Linked DNA regions of Mus musculus: region 1 is linked to region 2. The links are chromatin loops, found by intact Hi-C in ENCODE. Cell type or tissue: heart. All regions are shown on one strand. Links, peaks and the distances in the headings refer to the core of each region. The heading gives the core; the rest is flanking DNA.

Region 1 (10,998 bases), core at 4,661-7,160, 460 kb after region 2:
TTCTTTCTTTCTTTCTTTCTTTCTTTCTTTCTTTCTTTCTTTCTTTCTTTCTTTCTTTCTTTCTTTCTTTCTTTCTGATTTATTATATGTATGAGTATACGGTTGCTATATTCTGACACACCAGAAAAGGGCATCAGATCTCATTACAGATGGTAATGAGCCACCATGTGGTTGCTGAGAATTGAACTAGGGGTCTCTGGAAGAGCAGATAGTGCTCTTAGGTGCTGAGCCATCTCTCCAGCCCAACATACATTTTTCAAGCTACAAAAACAAGGCCATTTAACTTTGACATACTACAACCTTTTGTTCTGATCAGTGCTTGATATGACACAGGTTTCTTGAGTGACCCCAGCAGCATTTTAACTTTCAGATATATTTTTAGAAGGGAAAACAACGTTTGTCATGTCCAAAGAACCATGGGTAAAACAACAGATGAGTTTGTACCTTAAAAGTTGCACTTTTTAAACTTTTAAAGCTATCATGGACCAAAGAACTATGTGTGTGTGTGTGTGTGTATGTGTGTGTGTGTGTGTGTGTGTGTGTGTATACATGCTTGTATGCATGTGTATACACACACACACATACACACATACATACATACATACATACATACATACATAAGATGGTAGTAATGATAGGAAAGCGGAATACAGGAAGCTGCAAAAACAACAAAATTCTTAGCATTTTAATGGCTTTATCCAATCAGTATTCACCCCAAATACTAAAAAATAACTCTACAGCACACGCAGGCGTTTGCTTCTCTTTCTTCTCAGACAGCACCCCTAACCATCCCTAAACTGCTTTCCTTTTGTTCTGAGTTGCTCACTAAGCTGCATAAGGAGAAGGAGAATCTTTATGAGCAGGTGTTGCAATCAAATAAAACTGACAACAAAAGAAATGGTGGCAGATAATCACGAGAGGGGCAATCCAGCCTGGAGGATGATCAGCCGAGGATGCTAAGCAGCAGAGCCCATAAATGACTGTAATTACTTGTCTTTTAACACAGCCAAACCATCTCGCTCTACCTCTTAGAAATGCTCCAGGATCTAAAAATAGACTATGCACAGCATCTCATTCACATGGAATTCAGCTTAAGTCCTTCTCCAAAGCGACTTAGTTTTGGTCCTGAGTCTCCACTCTTTCTGTCCCTTCCCCCTCTGCAGCCCACTGAGCCAGTTGCTTCGTTGTCCAGTTTTTCTCATCAGAAGACAAAAGCTTGCATCCCCTCCCCATGCCCACCAACATACTACAGTGTGTAATATGCACTTTCCTAAGATTCTGTAATGGAAGCTCTCCAGCCCTGTAGAGATCAGCTGGACCCAGGAACCCTTGTGGCTAAGAACTAGGGGTTAAAAGCTGAGATGGGAGGGGAGTGGACAGGGGCTCTAAAGTTTGTTTTCCATGGTGTTTTGCCTTGACAGTGAGGGAGGGGCTTAACAAGAGCATGGAAAGTAAGTGGCAGCCCCAGCTGGCTGGCAGGCCTGTGTCCTATCATAGCATTAACCTTTGTGACCCCAATGCATGCCATAGGACAATTAAGGCCAGCACAACTGGCCCTAAACTCTTAGTACATGCTTTTCTACACATAGCTCATCCAGAGAGCTATGGAATTCCAGCGAAACCAACCATTTCCACGACTGCCACCACCCCCACAAAGAATTCTGTTAGAAACAGGCAATAGGTTGAATTACTGAATGCTTGCAGCAGAGCCCAGGGAGGAGTTACAAGACAGCTCAGCACCTCCCTTGGAAGTGCAGAAATGTCATCTTCTACCTCCACCCATCCGTCCTGGCGTGTTTTCATACCTTCTCTGTTCTACCTCACTCCCACCCTCTCTCTGGACCTTCAGTCCCTGGAAGTGCCATTTCAAAGGCAGCCACTAGACTTGGAAACAAGAGAAGGCTTGGGAATGCTAAGGATACACAACAAAGACTTTTGTGATTTTTGTGCCCAGATCTCTAACTACTAAGCTCTTCTCTCTGACCTGGACACGGGTCTCCTTTGGTGTCTCAGAGTCTGAAGGCATAGAGTAGTTCTAAAAATCCTCCTGGGACTCTCCCCTTTCTCCTCAGGGAAGCTGGCCATAGATAATGGTACTATCAGCCTCTCTGAGATCTCCTTTGATCATGATGTGAACCATTATCTGTGAGTACCATGTGTCCCCTTCCTGAAACCTCCATTCTCGTTTGTCACTGTTGCCATCCCTTCTCTGGCAACAGAGCACCTGGCCCTGCTCTTCCTGTTAGCTCCGTACTGTGAAAGCATATCATCCAGATCCTACAAAGGTCAGGAGAGGGTGAGAATAGCCAGAAGAGGAGCCAAACATATCTATTTCCATCAAGGATAAATAGCTAACATCTGGGATGCTTAATCTTTGCAATTGCTGGTACTTTCAGCAGTGTCTGACACTCATTCAGCAAATATTTATCCGGAGCTACCTCTGTGTAGCTGCTGTTCTGGAGTCCAGGAAATTAGGGAGAAAACAAACAAACAAACAAACAAACAAAGGCCCTGACCTCATGTTGCTTCTACCCGAGGGAGGAGCTAGGCAGTGGACAAGAAGACAGGAAGATTACAATCAGTTAACGACATACAAATGACATCTTTCTCCCTTCTTCTCTCTTCTTGCCCTGAATTGGTACAACCATGCTTTCTTCTTGATTCTGCACTGCTGAACCTTCGGCCCTTTTCCTTGAGTTGTGCACATCCAAGATTAAGGCCTTCTGCTTATCCTGTCAGGGTGTTTCTTCACTTTCACCCAAGGACCCAATCCAGCTGAGTGTGTTCACCCCCACGAGGGTCTCCTGAGGCTGTGCACTTTGGAAATTGCACTTGTCACTGTTTCGATTGGGGTGAGTCTCTTAGTGCAATGAGAGAAAGGCAGGTTGGTCAGTGGAGAATATAAGACCAAGGGTTTAGCTTTGGGTTTAATAAGAATAAACTCTGATATGAAAAGAAGAGGCAGAGACTCAGTAGCCTCATATAAGAACTGGGGGTGGGGTTGGAGGGTGGCCAGAAAATGAAGAGATTCTGATAAAGATCCATCAAGAGGCTACAAAGTAAACCCACAAGCTGTTGAGTACCAGGAGCCACAGAAAGAAAGCATGGTTTCACAATGACCCCCCCCCCCCCGGAACTTCAAGAATGTTCTTATATGGTGTAAACAAAGGGACAGAGCTTCGCATGTCTCTGCCCACCTCTGACATTGTCCGATTGAGGAGAGAAAGAGAGCCCTGGCTTCGTACAGGGCTACACAGGGCAGAGAGCAAGGTGGCCACACACTCTGCCTGCCTTCTTTTCTCTGAAAGGGCTCTTTGTAACTTCTCTGAGGAGGAAACACCTCCTCCGTGGAGAAACATTTGCTTCCTATTAAACGTACTGTTACTTGGAGCCCAGCTCCTTGCCAGCCTTCCCCATAGTGGGCAGTGAGGGAAAGAGGAGGAGGCCGCACCCCAGCTGCTGTCTTGGCAGGGGAGGCTTCAGAGTGCAAAGCCTCGTGGCCTACAGGCCCCCAGCCCAGTCTCTCTCTGCCAAAATCCTCCTCCCCCTTCCCCTCTCCCTCCCCCTCCCCCCTCCCCCACCCCCTTCAATCTTTCCTCCCTGTCCCTGTATGAAAAGCTTTCAAGATGGCAAAAGGGCTAGTCAGTAGTTTGGCTCAACCTTTTGATACCAGAAAGACTAAAATGGAGTATTCTTCATTTTGTAGCCTACAGGGAGAAAGCTAAGCTGCAGCTGTAAGAAAGAAAACAAAAATAAATCAAACTACAAAAACCAGGTTTATTCTGCAAGCCACCCAATCAACTCTAATCACAAATGTGTTAGGGTCCTAAAGAAACATCTCTTGGGATACAGGGCTATACTGTGGTGACCTTTGAGGAAGCCAGGTAGAGTTCTTTCTAAGCAAATACTGATAGAATCAATCTGTCTAAGCCAGTGGTTTTCAACCTGTGATTTGCAACCCCTTTGGGGATCAAACGACCCTTCCACATGGTTGCATATCCTGCATAGCATATATTTATGTTACAATTCATAACAGCAGCAAAAAATACAATTATGAAGTAGCAACAAAGATAATTTTACAGTTGGGGGTCACTATAGTATGAGGAACTGTATTAAAGGATCATTGCATTAAGAAGGTCGAGAACCACTGATCTAAGCAAAAAGCTGGCAAAGCAACATTCAATAACAAGGAAATCTAGGTCCCTTAACTCCTGACCAAGTAATGGAACATGTAACAGGTCCTACCTGGTGAGATCTGAGAAGCTAAGACTGGCCCTGGGATGCTGGGGTGTGTGGGGGGGGAAAGGGGGAGGTAAAGATTACAAGACTTAACTCTGAATAGGAAATAGTGGAGAACTACAGTCATTAGCTATGCCTTTCCTGAAAGCCCACAGAGAGCTTTAAGATGCTTTGTGGCGTCTGTTATGGTTTAATATGAACTATTCTCTAGAGAAGATTCCACCCCTGGCTAGTGGGTGCTGTTGTGGGACGTTATGGAAACGTTGGTTGTTGGACCTTGCTGGCAGCGGGCATTTACTAGAGGCAAGCCTGGAAGGTTATTTTAAGTGTTACAGCTCTGTGGGGAAAAGCTTTTCTGGTAGAGGTGACAAGGCTCTAAAGCAAAAGCTTCTATGGAGATGTTATAGCTCTAGTGGGGTGGAGGGGGTGGGGGGTGGGCGGGCTTTCTGATGAAGGTGTCATAGCTCTAAGAGGAAGGAGAAGGTAATAGTTCTAAAGGGAAGGTTTCTCTGATGGAAACATTACAGCTCAGAGAAGGAAGGTACCCTGGCATCTTGGAGCCAAGAAATATCCACCAAGTCACACCACACAACAAACCTCACAGACGAGATTTATTGGGAAAGACACGAGGTGGCTACCTCTGCTGGGCTGTGGGCAGATAGATGCAGCAGGGAATGGGGCAGGAGTCAGGTTTATATAGGGCTTGACGGGGAGGAGTTCCCCGGGGTAGAGATTTGCAGAGTGAGAACTAGTGAGGTTTCAAGTCCTGTACTCGGAGCAAGACCAGGGATTGGTGGGATTTCACAATGAGGGGAATTAGCGCGTTTTTGTGCTCTGAGATTGGTTGGTTTTCGTGCTCATGGATTAGAGGACTTTTATGCTGAGGGATTGGTGGAGTTCTGTTAAGAATTTTCAAGAGGAAATGGGTTAAGACCTTATACCCTACAATTATATCTGGTTCTGGTTCTGGTCTGCGATGCACTTTCCATCCAGCTGTACGGTGAGTGGGTCCACCATAATTCTCTGCCATGATGGACTGAAATCATGCGCTGAAATAAGTCTTTCCTTCCTTAAGTTGCTTCTGTCAGACATTTTGTCACAGTGACTAGAAAAGTAACCAATACAGGATCTGTTCCACCAATGACATATAATATTTTAAGCTACAATGTTACAATTAATTGATCCTTGCAATTGTCATGTAAATTGGTCAAGAGATAAGCAGTTCTGTCTACAGATGAGAGACCCCTGTCATGAAACACTGAGTGACTTACCCAAAGTTCAGGTCACGTATTTGTTTTGTTCTTATTTTACACACTGCATCCTTGTATGCCATCTGGAAGACTCCAGAGCCCATGGGTGAGTGCTTTCGTTTTATTTTCTGGTTTGTTCTTGACAACTAAATTCAGTTGTGATAATATCCATTTTTTTCCTAAAGTTATGGTACAGAAATAAATTGCTTGTGTTGGTAATGAAATTTTACTTTTACTCTTGATAATGAGAACTTGTACCCACTTCTCAACCTTCCCAATGTTGTGACCCTCTTCTATAGCTCCTCAGATTGTGGTGACACTCAACCAAAAAAAATTTTTTGTTGGTATTTCATAACTGTAATTTTGTTACTGTTATAAATCATAATGTACATTTTTTGGAGATAAAGGTTTGCCAAGGAGATTGCAACCCACAGATTGAGAGCCGCTGATCATACTATGGTTTCTCCTAGCATCTCAAATAAACTATGCATAACTCACATAAATGTCCAGCTCAATTATGTGCTTAATTTTAACCTCTCATTGGAATAAAAATATTTACTTTTATACCATTTGTGTGTGTGTGTGTGTGTGTGTTTTGTTCTGATGGTTTTTTTAATGGCTAAAAAAGAAGAGATTGGTATATACAGGGAAATGTTTGTATCTTTTGACAATCAGCAGTGCCATCTACTGTCAAGTACTAAAATTAGGAAGTAGCAACTTGTCATTGAATATCTGGGTTTAGGAAGGGAAAAGCAATTTCATGATCTGGGACTTATTAATAAATATAGATTCTTAGTCATGGTTTTATTTTGTATTATATCCTTAAGCAACCTGTATAGTCATATAGTCATATAGTCATTCGTAATTATGTAATGTTGCAGACCTCCACCTTTGGAAGCAGTATTAATTAAAATAAAAATAAACTCAGGGAACAGCTCAATAGCTACACATTTTCTCTTAGGCACAGCCTTCACATCTGTAAGACTTGAACAATTATACTTAGGAAGTGGTTTTGCTAACTAAACAATGGGTAAAATTTACTTCCAAAGCAAGCATAACAAAAACTTCTAGAGTAATATGGTGTCTGCTTGGGAGGATGGTAGATGCCAGACTATGCCAGGAGCCTTCTTCTCAGCCATCTGAGAGATGGATAGTCTCTAAGATGGCAGGTGCCAATGCCAGGATGATGTAGCTAAGCTAAGGCTGGGAGTAGGTCCAGTTATTCACCTGGTTCCACAGTTATTCTCATCTCATACGTTACATCACAAAACAGGACTCAGAATACCCACCTCATAAATCCCAGGGCATGCTCACCTCAGGTCCTCCAACGAAGACTTGCTTTTTACATGTTAGTATGAATTCTGACCTTTGTACTTGGATAAGTGAACCATATTGCAGATTTGGTCTAAGTTTGCTTACTTGTGTTATTAAAAGAATAAGTCCGGGAATCCTCTAAAATAGTTCATCAAGGCAGAGAAGAGAGGCAGGGGCCAGAGGCAGCTGGTGACATTGCATCTTCAGCCAGGAAACACAGACAGCTGGACATTGGTCCTCATGTCCTGTTCTCCGTCATATTCATTCAGAGCCAGGCCCATGGGAGGATGGTGCCCTCAGTTAGAGCCGGTCTTCCCACTTCAATTAACCTAGTCCAGAAGCTCCCTCGTAGGCACAGGCAGACTTTTAGTATCATGTGATTCTAAGTCCCATCAAATGGACAATGGAGATTTGTGATCACAGGGTAGACAGGTGTGAGACTTTCTTCATCATAAAGGGTCATGGCTGACACTTCTGTACCAACAGCAAACAGGCTTAAAGAAAGGAAGCACCAAATGTCTATTTAATAAAATATGGGGGGTGGAAGCTTTGATAATGAAACTCAAGGACTCAGGAAAAAATGTTTTTTCTTCCTCCTCCTCTTCCTCTTTCCCCACTTCCTCTTTCTCCTCCTACTCCTCCTGCTCCCCTCCCCCTCCTTTTCCTTCCCCCTCTTCTTCTCTGCTCCTCTTCCTTCTCCTCCTCCTTTTCTTCTTCTTCTTTGCTTCCTCCAGGTATTGGAGTCAGTTGTGTGTAAATCTGATTGGAGAACAGAATATAATCTGACACCAGTAGACTGATATCAAGTAGGCAGCCAGCAAAAAAGGTCTGTCCTGATCCTTCTTGGCCTAGCATGAAGCACCCTTTCCTCTTGGGTAATCAGAGTCTGCAAGGAAGAGGAGAAAGAAAATTACCTTTCCAGATGTTATGACTTGCTTTAGAGGACAACAACCCCAATTCCTGTGACTTGATTTAGGCGAGAGGATTTGGAGACAGTAGAGCAGGAGAGAGTCATAGAGACTGTCCCTCTAAGTCTAAGGCCTCCTAGTGTCCTTCAGTAGTTTATAATCCTCATCATGCCAAAACACCATAACGAGAGGCACTGCTTTCTCAGCCCTAACACTCCTACGTGCCAGGTAGAAAGTGTTCTAGGTATGAATGGTAAAACAAAGAAAAAGAGAGAAAAGCCCACCACTGTGGCTTTTGGAGTCAGTGAGGGTACCCAAGTGGTAGCAAGGAATCTACCAAATAAGCTAATAAGAACTGCCATAGAAAAACAGCAAAGCTTAGATACCAAGAAGGACAGGCTCAGAATAATCTCTGTGGACCAATGAGCAAGGAGCTGATGACATGAGGGGGGCATGTTCTGGCAAGAATTCTCTCAGAAAGAGGGAGAAAGCATCAGGGTGCCCCATCACAGAGGTACATTTGGCTCAACAAACACCAAGAGGCAGTCCTTTCATTGTGAGTTGTCATATCTGAGAGTTTGTTTGTTTGTTTCCTTTAGGGTGCTCCATGATCCTACAACTTAAGGTACATGTAAGTGCTGGCCATGTCTGTGCATATAGACATACAGACATGATAGACAAACAGTCTGGTTTTACAGTGTGCCTCAGAACATGTAAAGAAAAGTAGCCAAAATAAAGTTGTCTGTGGCAAGGCCATTTCTATATTTATGACAATATGATTTATATTGTTTGAAAATATAACTGGATTTCCAGGCTGAACTGCAGGACCCTACTTAATATCTAAAGAGATGGACTGTGGGCATTTGTAACAGAATACACTGACAAACCAGTATATAGCATGAAGTTCTAAATTCCATTTTTGCTCAGACATTCTATTGCTCTAGGATATATTAAAGAGCAAAGGGAAAATACATTACCTGTATTAGGAGTTGAATGAGCCTTTGTGGGTTGACCTGGAGACCCAACACATACTTATAATATTCTCTCTGTAGGGAAAAAAATGAGTTCTGGGTTTGAAATGCTACACTTACAGACCATTTAGAAACCAAAGACTTCCTGTGGTGTCTCTGGTGGGAAAGGGCAGAGAGGGATTAAAGAGCAAAGTCCAGACCCTCTGAAGCTAGAGTATTAGTCGGGAAAGACTGATCATGACAGACAACCGAGACAGAGAGTCTTGGGAGAGCATTGCAACCTGAGCAGCCACTGCTATCCAAACATGTAGCAGGCAAAGCCCAGTTTGTGGAGTGCACTGTGGAACTTCTGTGGAAGTCAGCTGACAAAGATCTGTGAAGAAAGAGCCCCTCAAGTCCCAGGGTACTTTTCTCTTTCTAGGGTATATGCTCTTCTTCCTAGGTGGCCTGAAATGTGTCTGTCTCTAGGATTAATATTGTTGATAGCAGGAATGTAAAGTATGAAAAATCACATTTGAATAACAACATTGGTGACTCAAAATATGATTTGGTATCAAAGCACAAAGCTTGAAAACCAGGCATTGTTCATAGAGAAAACTGGTTGATTTTTTTTTCTTTTTTTTTTTTTTTCTGAGACAGGGTTTTTTCTCTGTGTAGCCCTGGCTGTCCTGGAACTCACTCTGTAGACCAGACTGGCCTTGAACTCAGAAATCCACCTGCCTCTGCCTCCCAAGTGCTGGGATTAAAGGCATGAGCCACCACCACTGCCCACCCTGGCTGAATTCTTTGATCTCCTTCTTTAACATCTGAAAAATTCAGACCTTACCAATAAATGCCTCTCTGGGAAGTAAGAAATGTGAGAGAAAAGATTTTCTCTTTAGCCAAAGGAAGTATCGGAAGAAGATAAAGAGGTGGAAATCCTTAGACAGGAAGCGTCCTTCTTCTCCACTCAACCCAGGCATGCATTGTGTAGGTATGTATGTGCGTATGTGCATGTGCATCTGTGTGTGTGTGTGTGTGTGTGTGTGTGTGTGTGTGTGTGTGTTTGTCTGTGTCTGTGACTTTGTGTGTATGTTCTCTCTCTCTCTCTCTCTCTCTCTCTCTCTCTCTCTCTCTCTCTCTCTCTCTCTGTGTGTGTGTGTGTGTGTGTGTTTCTGTGTATCTGTGACTTTGTGTGTGTGTTTCACTATGTGTGTCTGTGTGTTTTTGTCTGTGTCTGTGTCTTTCTGTGTGTGTGTGTGTGTGTGTTTCTGTGTCTGTGTGTTTGTCTGTGTCTGTGTCTTTGTGTGTATGATTGGGTCTATGGCAGGGGGCAGGGGTCCTGTGTCAATAGCCATTGCTCATGTTAACACCAATGGCCATGTGGATGTCAGGCTATTCTTCATCACCCTCATGTCTCCAGTCCTACCTCTCTTCATAAAACACAAACTGTGAGTTCTGCACTGAGCGGACCTGCCCTGTGATGTCAGGGGGCCCCAAATATGAGTACCGGTGGCAGGATGACCTCGGTGCATGAACCTGCTTAAGGTATGGTCCAGATCTGCAAGAAGATCCTGTGCCGCCTCTTTTGGGTCTTTGTCCATGTCTACATTCATCACTTTGACCGCCTCATTGTGATGGGCGCAGAGGCTCACGTCAACACCTGCTACAAACACTTCTATTACTTTATCACGGAGATGAACCTCATAGACCACAAGGAGCTGGAGCCCTTGAAAGAGATGACAACCAGGATGTGTCACTAACAACCATCAAAATAACCATGCTGTGCTCTCTCCTGCCTTTGGAAGTTTTAGTAAATGCAATGTTGCCTTCTCTGATCCCTTCACAGAACTGGTTCTGACTGCTTGACTAAGAAGTACCCACACTTCCCGTGATATTTGATTTTAATAAAGTATCTGTTGGTGGAGGGAAAAAAATACTGAACTCTGGAAAGCATAGAACTTGCTCATTTCCTAGAATCCAATGTACTATCCAGTTGCTAAACAGAAATATATGCTCTGTGTCTTTTGTTGTTGTTGATGATGTTAGAAAGATAAAATGCACTGAATTTGAGTAGATTTTAATCAGATGTTGAAAATAGAAGTGATTGCAAAGAAACAAAATAGTTTCTCATACATATTTTACAAGTTGGTGAGACACGTCTGTTATTGAGAAAAGTGCTATCAACCAAGGATGTTTGAACTGTAAAGTGAACCCAAAAGGTTCTCTAAAGAAGCAACCTTAGTCCTAGACCCTGTAGTTATTTTCACGTATGTCTGATGCCTTTGGTACTTTAAATGATCACAGTGTTTTCAACAGTATTATCATGAAAGAACA
Region 2 (10,998 bases), core at 4,386-6,885:
AAACATGGACATATTTTTTAAAAAGGAAGGAAACGTGAAAACTTCCAGGAGAAAATGTGTAGGTGAATTACTTCTGGTTTTTGATGCACTGTAGACGCAGGGCAGTGGCGGCATGGCCTTTAGTGGTGGATGAAGAGCACGTCAGCTGTTTCAAGACCTCAACCTTCAGGAATGCTCAAAGTTGCCTTCACCCCCCTGCTTCTGGACAGAGAACCTTGACTTAAATTCTCATCACCCTGTCCCTCACTGACTTCCCCAACTTGGCGTTTGTTTTATTCAGGGTTTCTATTCCTGCACAAACATCATGACCAAGAAGCAAGTTGGGGAGGAAAGGGTTTATTCAGCTTATACTTTCATACTGCTGTTCATCACCAAAAGAAGCCAGGACTGGAACTCAAGCAGGTCAGAAAGCAGGAGCTGATGCAGAAGCCACGGAGGGATGTTCTTTACTGGCTTGCTTCCCCTGGTTTGCTCAGCCTGCTCTCTTATAGAACCAAGACTGTCAGCCCAGAGATGGTCCCACCCACAAGGGGCCGTTCCTCCTTGATCACTAATTGAGAAAATGCCTTACAGTTGGATCTCATGGAGGTATTTCCTCAACTGAAGCTCCTTTCTCTGTGATAACTCCAGCTGTGTCAAGTTGACACAACAGCCAGTACAATTGACCCCTTGTCAACTTGACACACAAACACATCACTACTAAGCCTCAACCGTTACATTCTTATTCATCCCCAAGCTCTAAATAACTTTAAATGTTTAAATTTTCAATCTCTTTAAAATATTGATCTCTTTTAAAATCTGAAGTCTTTTTATAATTAAAAGTCTTTTAACTGTGGGCTCCACTAAAATAGTTTCTTCCTTCAAGAGGGAAAATATCAGAGCACAGTCACAATCAAAAGCAAAAGTCAATCTCCAACCATCCAATGTCTGGGATCCAACTCACAATCTTCTGGGCTCCTCCAAGGGCTTGGGTCACTTCTCCAGCCATGCCCTTTGTAGCATACACGTCATCCTCTAGGCTCCAGATGCCTGTACTCCACTGCTGCTGCTGCTCTTGGTGGTCATCTCATGGTACTGGCATCTCCAAAACACTGCATGACCCCTTCAGTCCTGGGCCTTCAATTGCAACTGAGGCTGCACCTTCACCAATGGCCTTCCATGGCCTCTCACAGTGCTGAGCCTCAGCTGTTCTGCGTGATCCCTTCATGCCTTCAAAACCAGTACCACCTGGGTGACCCTTACACATTACCAAGTCCAGCCACAGCACAAGGTACAACTTTGGCTATATCTGGAACACAGCCACTGTGCTCTCAGAAAACACTTCCCAGAAGATGTCACCTCAACGATGCTGGTCTCTTCTTAATCACCGCTAATTTCTTATCTCCAGCTAACCAGCATCAATAGTCCCAGTAACGCAAAGGTTTTGCTTTAATAGTTCTGGTATCTTGTTAATCACAGCTTTCTTTAGCCCCAGCTAACCAGAACTATAGAATCTTAAACTCCAACTGGCCAATGTCTGGGATCCAACTCAAGATCTTCTGGGCTCCTCCAAGGGCTTGGAACACTTCTCTAGCCATGTCCTTTGTAGCACATGCATCGTCCTCCAGGCTCCAGATGCCTGTACTCCACTGCTGCTGCTGCTCTTGGTGGTCATCTCGTGGTACTGGCATCTCCAAAACACTGCTGTCTTCTGCTGTAACTAGGCTTCACCAACAGCCTCTCATAGGCTCTCTTCATGGTGCCAAGCCTCAACTCCTTTGCAGGACCCCTTCAGTTCTGGGCCATCAATTGCAACTGAGGCTGCACCTTCACCAATGGCCTTCCATGGCCTCTCTCGGTGCCGAGTCTCAGCTGCTCTTCATGACCACTTCATGCCTTCAAAACTAGTACCACCTGGGTGACTCTTTCACATTACCAAGTCCAGCCACAGCACAAGGTACAATCTTGGCTATATCTGGAACACAGCCACCGTGCTCTCAGAAAACACTTCCCAGAAGATGTCACCTCAATGATGCTGGTCTCTTCTTAATCACCGCTAATTTCTTAGCTCCATCTAACCAGCATCAATAGTCCCAGTAATACAAAAGTTTCACTTTAGTAGTTCTGGTATCTTGTTAATCACAGCTGATTCTTCAGCCCCAGCTAATTAGAACCACAGAATCTTCACAAAATAACAATGGCCCTGAAAAGAGTCTTTAATTTTCCCTCTGAAATTTCACAAGCCTGGCCTCCATCTTCTGCACTGTTCTCAACATTATCTTCCAAGCTCCTACACAACATCTCACAGAGCTCTTAACACCAAATGGATCTTCTGGCCCAAAGTTCCAAAGTCCTTCCACAGTCCTCCCCCAAACATGGTCAGGTTGTCACAGGAATACCCCACTATGCTGGTACCAATTTCTCTTAGTCAGGGTTTCTATTCCTGCACAAACATCATGACCAAGAAGCAAGTTGGGTGGGGGGCCGGGGAGGGTTTATTGAGCTTACACTTCCATACTGCTGTTCATTACCAAGAAGTCAAGACTGGAACTCAAGCAGGTCAGGAAGCAGGAGCTGATGCAGAGGCCATGGAGGGATGTTCTTTACTGGCTTGCTTGCCCTGGCTTGCTCAGCCTGCTCTCTTATAGAACCAAGACCACCAGCCCAGAGATGGTCCCACCCACAAGGGGCCTTTCCCCCTTGATCACTAATTGAGAAAATGCCTTACAGTTGGATCTCATGGAGGCATTTCCTTAACTGAAGCTCCTTTCTCTGTGATAACTCCAGTTGTGTCAAGTTGACACACAAAACCAGCCAGTATATCATCTTAGGTAGAGCTTGGCCTTGTGGATATGGTGGCTGGAGAGGAAAAGGCCCCAGGAGATCTCATTATGATGCCGAAGCTGGGGTTTGCCTGTGTCTTGGAGAGACTTCTTATTTCATGACTGTGGCCCCTTCCTACAGGAGATGTCCTGCTTCCCCTCTCTGTTCCCTACGGTGGTGGAAACTTGATTGTGCGGACCTTCAGTTTCCACAGAAGTTCAAAGGTTCACCAAGTACCGTTTAGAGTATGTAATTTGACCATTGAATAACAGGGTGGACTTCAAGTTTCTGGTTACCAGACAAGGGAAGTGGTGCTAAATGGAAGCAGAAACCCCAGTGCAGGCTCCGGAACAAGGAACCACATTGGCTTAAGATGGGGCAGGGGCCTCACTGTCCTTGGAAGTGAAGTCTGCGGTGTTTCTTGTTAGTTGTCTGGGCCAATCACAGTGTTTTTCTGGGCCACGATATCCTCAGCTGCAACCTCATTCTCTGCAGGGATTTGTTGAGCCCTAAAAGCCATGTGGCCACTCTGAGTAGTGTTCAAGGGCTTTACCTTTGGCCTTGTGGCTGAATTCAAATCCCGATTCTTCAATATAAAACACATTCAACATTGATCAGGCTATATTTCCTTTCTCTCATGTGGATATTGGGATTTCACTCACAGGGTTTTAATTAGGTGAATTAACACTTTTAAAAACAGCGTGTGAGAATGTCTGGCACTAATTATTCATGAAGGATGCTCACGAGTATGACCTTACACAAGGCTGCTTTCTTTCCTGTTTGTTAATTTTCATGTGATAACAAAGGAATGGGTTTCAATATGAATTTTATAAACACACTGCATTCTTTGTTCTTATTCACACACAACTCTCTCCCCCTTTTCCCCTCAACACTTGTCCCTTCCTCTTTCATGTCTCATGTATTTCTCTGCCCTTTCTTATTTCTCTCGTTCCCCTTCCCTCTTCTAGTCTACTCCCTCTCTCCCTACACACATGTACACACACACACTCTACATGTGAAGAACATGAAATATTTATCATAATTCTGTAACTGACCTATTTCCCTTATCATCCCTAGTTCCATCCATTTTTTCTGAAGATGTCATGGCTTCATTATTTATACCCATTTTCTTTACTATTCATCTATCGATGAACATTGTAATCTGGTCCTATAACTTGGCGATAGTAAATAGTGTTTCGATATACATGGACAGATAAGTGGTTCTGTAGTATTTTAATTTAGTCTCCTTTGGGTACATTTCTAGAAAAGAAAACATAGCTGGGATCATATAGTAATTCTATATTAGGAATTACTGAGGAACCACCTCCTGATGTCTCGAATGGTCAGAGAACTTCACACTTTCCCTCTACACCATGCTTGTCAGCTTTCGGTTGCTATTTTAGTGATAACCATTCTGACAGGGGTGGTCTAGAATCTAATTGTAGTTTTGGTTAGCATTTTGGTTGGGGTTACTTTCAAGGGACGGTATTTTATATAAAGGTGGCATCCACAGTCAGCTGCGAGGCTCTTGTCACGTTTAACAATGAGACTGGTAAAGATCAGAGGAGTGTAGTGACTTGCTGGTGTGTGTAAGAGCCAGGACCTTGAAATACTCCGGGGGAGAAATGAGTCAGACATTCACCGAAGAGACAGAGTTGGATTAATCTACTCTGGTGAGCAGACTTTTTACGCACAGCCAAGGACAGAAGAAAACCCTCCACACAGGTGATACCAATAGGCTGCCACTAGCATCTGAGAACATCCTCTGGGCGGGCTTCCTAGGAGCAATACTGATGCTGCCTTGCGTGTCTGCTCCTGCTGCCCTTACTTTCTAACTTTGTCTGCTAAATTAGGAAGTCAAGATGCAGTTAGCACGGCCATGAGGACCAGACTCCGCTTTTGTTTGGCCCCTCTGAGGCAGCTCCCGAGGCGGAGCTCCAGTAGTCCACCTCGGATCTTTAACACCACCGCTCCTTCGTTTTTTATAGCTACTATTCTTTTTTTTTTTTAAAGTCATTGAAATGATTGCTTCACAAAGTTTTGTTTTGTTGGTTTTTTTTTGTTTTTTTGTTTTTTTGTTTTTGTTTTTTTGTTTTTTTGGTTTTTCGAGACAGGGTTTCTCTGTATACCCCTGGCTGTCCTGGAACTCACTTTGTAGACCAGGCTGGCCTCGAACTCAGAAATCTGCCTGCCTCTGCCTCCCGAGTGCTGGGATTAAAGGCATGCGCCACCACGCCCGGCTGAAAAGTTCTTATTTATTGCTCTTTAATATTTTCTAAAGCAATGCAGTTATTACAGTAAGTTTGAAAAGTATAGAGGTATAGAAATAAGAAAACAGTAATATTTCTCTCCCTCCATTCCCTCTTTTCTTTTCCTTTTGCAGAGATATGCATTGGACTCAGGCCTTGTACATGCCAGACAAGCACTCGGACTCTGAGCTCTTGGCCTTCTTAGATTTCTTCCTATGAATGAATATATATGAATATATACATATGTATATGTATATATATGTGTATATGTGTGTATACATAGAATATATATATAATCTTTTCCTATTCATATAAATTTTACTGTCAATCATTATCCTATCCATACTTTGCACATATAATATCCTTTCTTGAATTATTTTAAAGAACATTGTATGTTAATAAATGATTTGAAAACAGTTTTTAATGGCTCCATGGTAGTCCATTGCAGGAATAAATCAGAGTGTATTTATTTTAATCTCCCTCAGTATTTCTAATATTTTACTTTCATAAATAAACAATACCTGATGAAGTTTTGCATATAAACCTTTGTCCAGATCTCTGTTTCCTTGACAGTAGACTTCACACATAAAAGGGTGACAATTCGCATTCAGGGTTCATCTGGGTTTAGGGCAACTGAACTCCGGGATGACTGCTTTCTGCATGAACCTCAGGCTGCCAGTAGGTGTCGACTTTGCCTCATGTTTCTTCTTGCAGCTCTTTATCCATTTATTTTCAGGATCATCTTTGAAGGGCTGTGGGAGAATGCATTGTTAGTAAGTCAATAGAGTTCAAATATAAAATTTGAAGTCTCTCCCAAGGGTCACAACCCCGAGTGCCCGAGGGCTTGGCTATTTTTCTTTTCTATGTGTTGCTGATTGTATCCAACCCAGCAGCCTATGTGGTGCTGACCTGCTACTGAGAGAAATACAGTCAGTCAGCACAGCCTGCAAGGCTCTCTAGGAATGTGTACACATGCATCATACACACACACACACACACACACACACACACACACTCACACACGCACACACGCACACACGCACAAGGAGAGGGGAAAGACATTCGCTTTTGCCTAATGAGTGTATTCTTGAAGCATCCTATAATTAAAAATTGATAACCTTATAGAGATATCTATTTTAGACAGCCTCCTTTCTAAATAAGGAAACTGAGTCTTGGAGAGGTTAACTTGTTAACATGGTACAAGTATTGAGATGGTTAATCGCTGTTGTTGATGTGTTTAGATTGAGAGTCACCGGGGAGACCGAGGCACACGTCTTAATGTATCTGTAAGGACATTTTCAGGATGGCTTAGTGGAGAGGGAATGATGAACCTGAGTGTGGGTGACATTGTCCCACGGTCTGAAGGCCCAGATGGAATAAGAAGAGGAAAGAAATAGCAAGCCAAGCTACTGCTGGCTTTCCTGGACTGCCAAGGTGTGTCTACTCAGCTTTTACCACGCCTTCGCTGTGCCACGGAGAACCAACACCTCTGGCAACTGGAGTTCAACATGTTTTTTCTCCCTTAAGATGTTTCTTTATGGTGTTTTGTCACAACGATGAGAAATTTGATGAGCGCATGCTATGCTGAAGCAGAATTCAGATCCGGACATTTACCTTTTAAAAAAAGAAAAAATATATTTTTCTATCTGTATGTACACCTGCATACCAGAAGAGAGCATCAGATCATATTATAGATAGCTGTGAGCCCCTGTGTGGTTGCTGGGAATTGAACTCAGGACCTCTGGAAGCCCATACAATGATCTTAACTGCTGAGCCCTATCTCCAGGCGCAAGCACACTTATCTTTGAAGTGTATGACTTTAACAATTTCCCCATCTTTGTTAAAAAAAAATAAATCTACAATACCAAAGCTCTTTATTAACCACCTGGACATGGGTTTCTAAGAATTGTGTTTATAAGATCTTCCTGGGATATTCACGTGGGCATACCAACTGTAGACACCCATTTCATTTGCACTGGGACTGACTGGACAAATTAGAAGCCTTGGCTAAAGAGAATAGGTTGACCCATGTGAGCTGAGTGTTCAAGTCACTTGTCTTATGACAGCAACAAAGGTCTTCAAACCCTGGGACTGGCCTTACAGAGACCAGAAAATGTGTTTCGAAATTTTGACCTTTGTTGCTAGGCAACCACTCTCCCCCCCCCTTTTTTTTTGCCAGAACAAAAATATTATTAGCTGATACCTGGTTCATTCTTTAGCCTAGCAGCAGGGTGTTCAGGCCTGGTTCTGTGCTTTAGGCTTAGGCAGACCTGAAATTGACTTGTAGTTGTGCTGCTTACAGACGGTCTCTGAGACTGACCAGGTTCTTTAAGCTCTGTGCCTCAGTTTCTTCCTCAGAAGGCTGGGTATAACTATACCTGCCTCACAGAATGGAGGTGACTGCAAGATATTGACAGTATAAGTGTTACATCCTGTGCCGAAATTGCTGTCTAGGAGCTAACAGAAAGGAATAATATTCAATAAATAACAGGGAGACAATGTTATTATAAACCTAGATGTCTTTTAAATTATTCATAAGTAGCCTATTCACATGCATAGCAGAAATCCACTCATTGTAGTTGTTCATTTCATGATTTCTTAGTATATCTGTTCATTTGTGCAACCTGTGTGGTCTGCCCTTTCATTGCTAGTCTCCCATTCCTGCCTTTAGCATGGGAGTGTTTACTCTGTACTGTTGTAGGTTTGGAGCATGTAACTTTCTTCTTGATTTTACAGGGACTCAGAGCTAAGGCATTGCCTTGTGTCTCAGAAGACACTTTGGGCTTTTTGTACAATGCTGGGACTGTTAACCCTTTTAAAGTTAGACTGAATGTATTTTCCATCATGCGGTAGTCATGCGGTTTGGCCCTGAGGTGGAATGCTGTGGTTTATCTCTGAGAAGTCCCACAGGCTCATATTTTGAAGGTTGTGAAGGTAGGCGGTAGGGCCTGGCTGGTGGAAACAAGCCACTAGAAGAAGCCCAATTCCTGTTTTAAGAGACATTTATATCATCCAAAGAGTTCTCTTTTGCCTGTTTGCTGGCTGTTGTTACTTACAGTCCTCTCTTACATAACAGATAGTTCTTCTATCTCTAGAAATAGTCCATTTTTGGACATGTAATTCACATGAAGTGGTAAAATATGTGATCTTTAATGTCTGGCTTCTTTACCAAGCATATAGTTGTAGAATGTAGTAGTATGTATATAGTATAGTATGTAGTATGTATATAGTGTAGTATGTAGTATGTATCAGTGGCTTTTTCTTTTTTCCTTTCTTTCTTTCTTTCTTTCTTTCTTTCTTTCTTTCTTTCTTTCTTTCTTTCTTTCTTTCTTTCTTTCTTTCTTTCTTTCTTTCTTTCTTTCTTTCTTCCTTCCTTCCTTCCTTCCTTCCTTCCTTCCTTCCTTCCTTCCTTCCTTCCTTCCTTCCTCTTCCTTCCTTCCTTCCTTTCTTTTTTTTTTTTTTTGACAGGGTTTCTCTGTGTAGCTCTGGCTGTCCTGGAACTCACCTTGTAGACCAGGCTGATCTCGAACTTAGAAATCCGCCTGCCTCTGTCTCCCGAGTGCTGGGATTAAAGGTGTGCGCCACCACGCCCAGCCAAATAATGTCTTTTTTTTCTTTCTTTTTCATTGTTGAACAATTTCCCATTGTAATTATATAAAATGCTCACCAGTTGATGGACATTGTATCATTTTTATGTTTTGTCCATTTAGCATCTTGAACATTTGTTCTGAGTTTTTCTATACATACATGTTTTCAGGCTTTTTGGATATACCTAAAAGTAAAACTGCTTGGTAATCTGGTTAACAGTTGAGTGTTTTAGAGAAATTATCAAACTGTTTTCTAAAACACGCATCATTTTAGTTTCTCCACACTTTTACCAACATCCATCACTACCTCTTATTTTAATGACAGCTGTCCTAATAGATCAGAAATAGTATTTCCCTGTGAGATTGGCATCACCATGTGATTATCATGTGTAATATTGCCTACTATATTTGCTTGTTTACACACACACACACACACACACACACACACACACACACACACGATCTTACTATGTAGTCCTGGCTGTCCTCAAACTCTTCATTTATACTCAGGCTGGCCTCAAACTCACAGAGATCTTCCTGCCTCTGGCTCCTGAGTGCTGGGATCGAAGATGTGCACCACCATGCCCTATGTGCCCTTGTTTTAACTGGGCTATGTGGTCTTTTTCCATTGTTCAGTAATGCGTCCTTACTTACTCCGAATATATTTTCTGAAGTTGATGAGTTGCAAATGCTCCCCTGCCCTCATCTTTGAGGGATTCCCCCCAATTATAATGAATTGTTCTTGTGCAGTGTGTGCGTAAGTGCTTTGTGAATGGGAGCCAGAGGTTGATGTGCATGCTTTTCTTTATCAGTTTCACTGTAGGTTTTGAGATCGGATCTCCCACTGAAGCTGGGACTTGCAGTGTGGGTAGACTATCTGGTCAACAAGCCCTGGAGATCTTCCTGTCTCTGCTTCCCCAGTACTGGGAATATGGGCTTTTGTTACTGAGCCCCAGCGTTTTGGATGTGGGTGATGGAATTCGAACTCAGTTTTCATGTTTGTGTGCTATACCAACGTTGGTTCACGTTACCAACAGAGTCATCTTCCCAGACTCCTTTCCCCTTATTGACAATACTTGAAATAGAAAGGTTTTAGAATTTGAATAAAGGCTAACACCTATTTTTCTTGTTTATGATTTTAATGCCTGTGGTGGTTTAATGAGGAATGACCCCATAGGCTCCTGTATTTAAATACATGGTACCAATCTAGTAGCATTGCTTAGAGAGATTTAGGAGGTGATGCCTTGTTGTGTCCGGCCAGCAGATCACAGCCTGGGTTCTAGCCTGGAAAGGCATTTTGGAAACCTGGAAGAGAAGAAGGGCTAGGCGAGGAGAGAAAATGATGCAGCTAAGACAGGCATTCTGATCAAAGCTCAATATTTTATTTCCGACACTCAGTTATGAAGGAGGGGGAGGGACCAGATTCCCGCCAAATAATCTTGGAGTCCAGCAGCAGGGTGACCACGTGTATGACTCTGAACAGCAAAGCGGCAGGTTCCAGCAGAGGGCGTGGCAGAACGATTGAGCGGGAAGCTCCACCCCTGAGCAAGCAGGTTTCAGGCTGGGGGAGGGGAGACTACAATGCCTTATAGAAGGAAGCAAGCCACGAAGGGTAGACTTTGAGAGCTTAAAGCCTTGTTCTAGTTCTAGTTTTCTCTATCTGCTTTATGACTGCATTCAAAGATGGAAATTCTGTTTCCTGTTCCTGCTGTCATGCCTGCCACTTGTTGGTATGCCTTCCTGCTATAATACATTGTTATTCCTCTGGAACCAAAAAAAAAACCAAATAAACTCCTCCTTGTATAAGTTGCCTTGGACATGATACTTTATCACAACAAAAGGTAACTCATACACTGCCCTAAGAATCTATTGCTAAATTCGGTTAAGGTTGTAAACGTTACTCCTATATTTTATTTTGAGTGTTTTATTATTTTAATTTCTTTGGTTATACAAATCAAATGTACAATAGCACAGAGCAAACATTCCTATCCCAATCTCACCCCCCCCTTTTTTTTTTTATTTGGTTTTTCAAGACAGGGCTTCTCTGTGTAGCTCTGGCTGTCCTGGAACTCACTTTGTAGACCAGGCTGGCCTCGAACTCAGAAATCTGCCTGCCTCCGCCTCCCGAGTGCTGGGATTAAAGGCATGCGCCAACACCACCTGACCCCAATCCCACTCTTATATTTCTGTTATTTGCATCATACACAGCCTCTTTCTTGGGCCAGATTCACTTGAGAAACAGCATTCTTCAGTAGATATTCCATGTTCCTGGCATCTCCTATATTCTGGGTGTCCATTTCAACCTAGGATGACTTCTACAGCTCAATCCAGGTCTTTAGAGACTCTCTGAAGTTCAGAGA

What was found. Peaks named below come from ENCODE experiments on the same cell type or tissue, not always from the same donor. Only the 100,000 strongest peaks of a DNase experiment are listed, where the experiment ranks them.
Region 1: a loop joins it to region 2, with 7 times the contacts of the local background. A loop is called at or near these places in 26 of 42 quality-filtered maps.

What each region holds. Positions count from the first base shown.
Region 1 is chr17:79,562,443-79,573,440 of GRCm38, forward strand. It overlaps the pseudogene Gm7283. Among named protein-coding and RNA genes, the nearest start is that of Rmdn2, 47 kb to the right of the region's middle. In heart, for the core only: a CTCF peak has its summit at 6,184 (motif pointing left); no DNase peak of the experiment used is centred there.
Region 2 is chr17:79,105,296-79,116,293 of GRCm38, forward strand. No RefSeq gene overlaps it. Among named protein-coding and RNA genes, the nearest start is that of Qpct, 59 kb to the left of the region's middle. In heart, for the core only: a CTCF peak has its summit at 5,725; no DNase peak of the experiment used is centred there.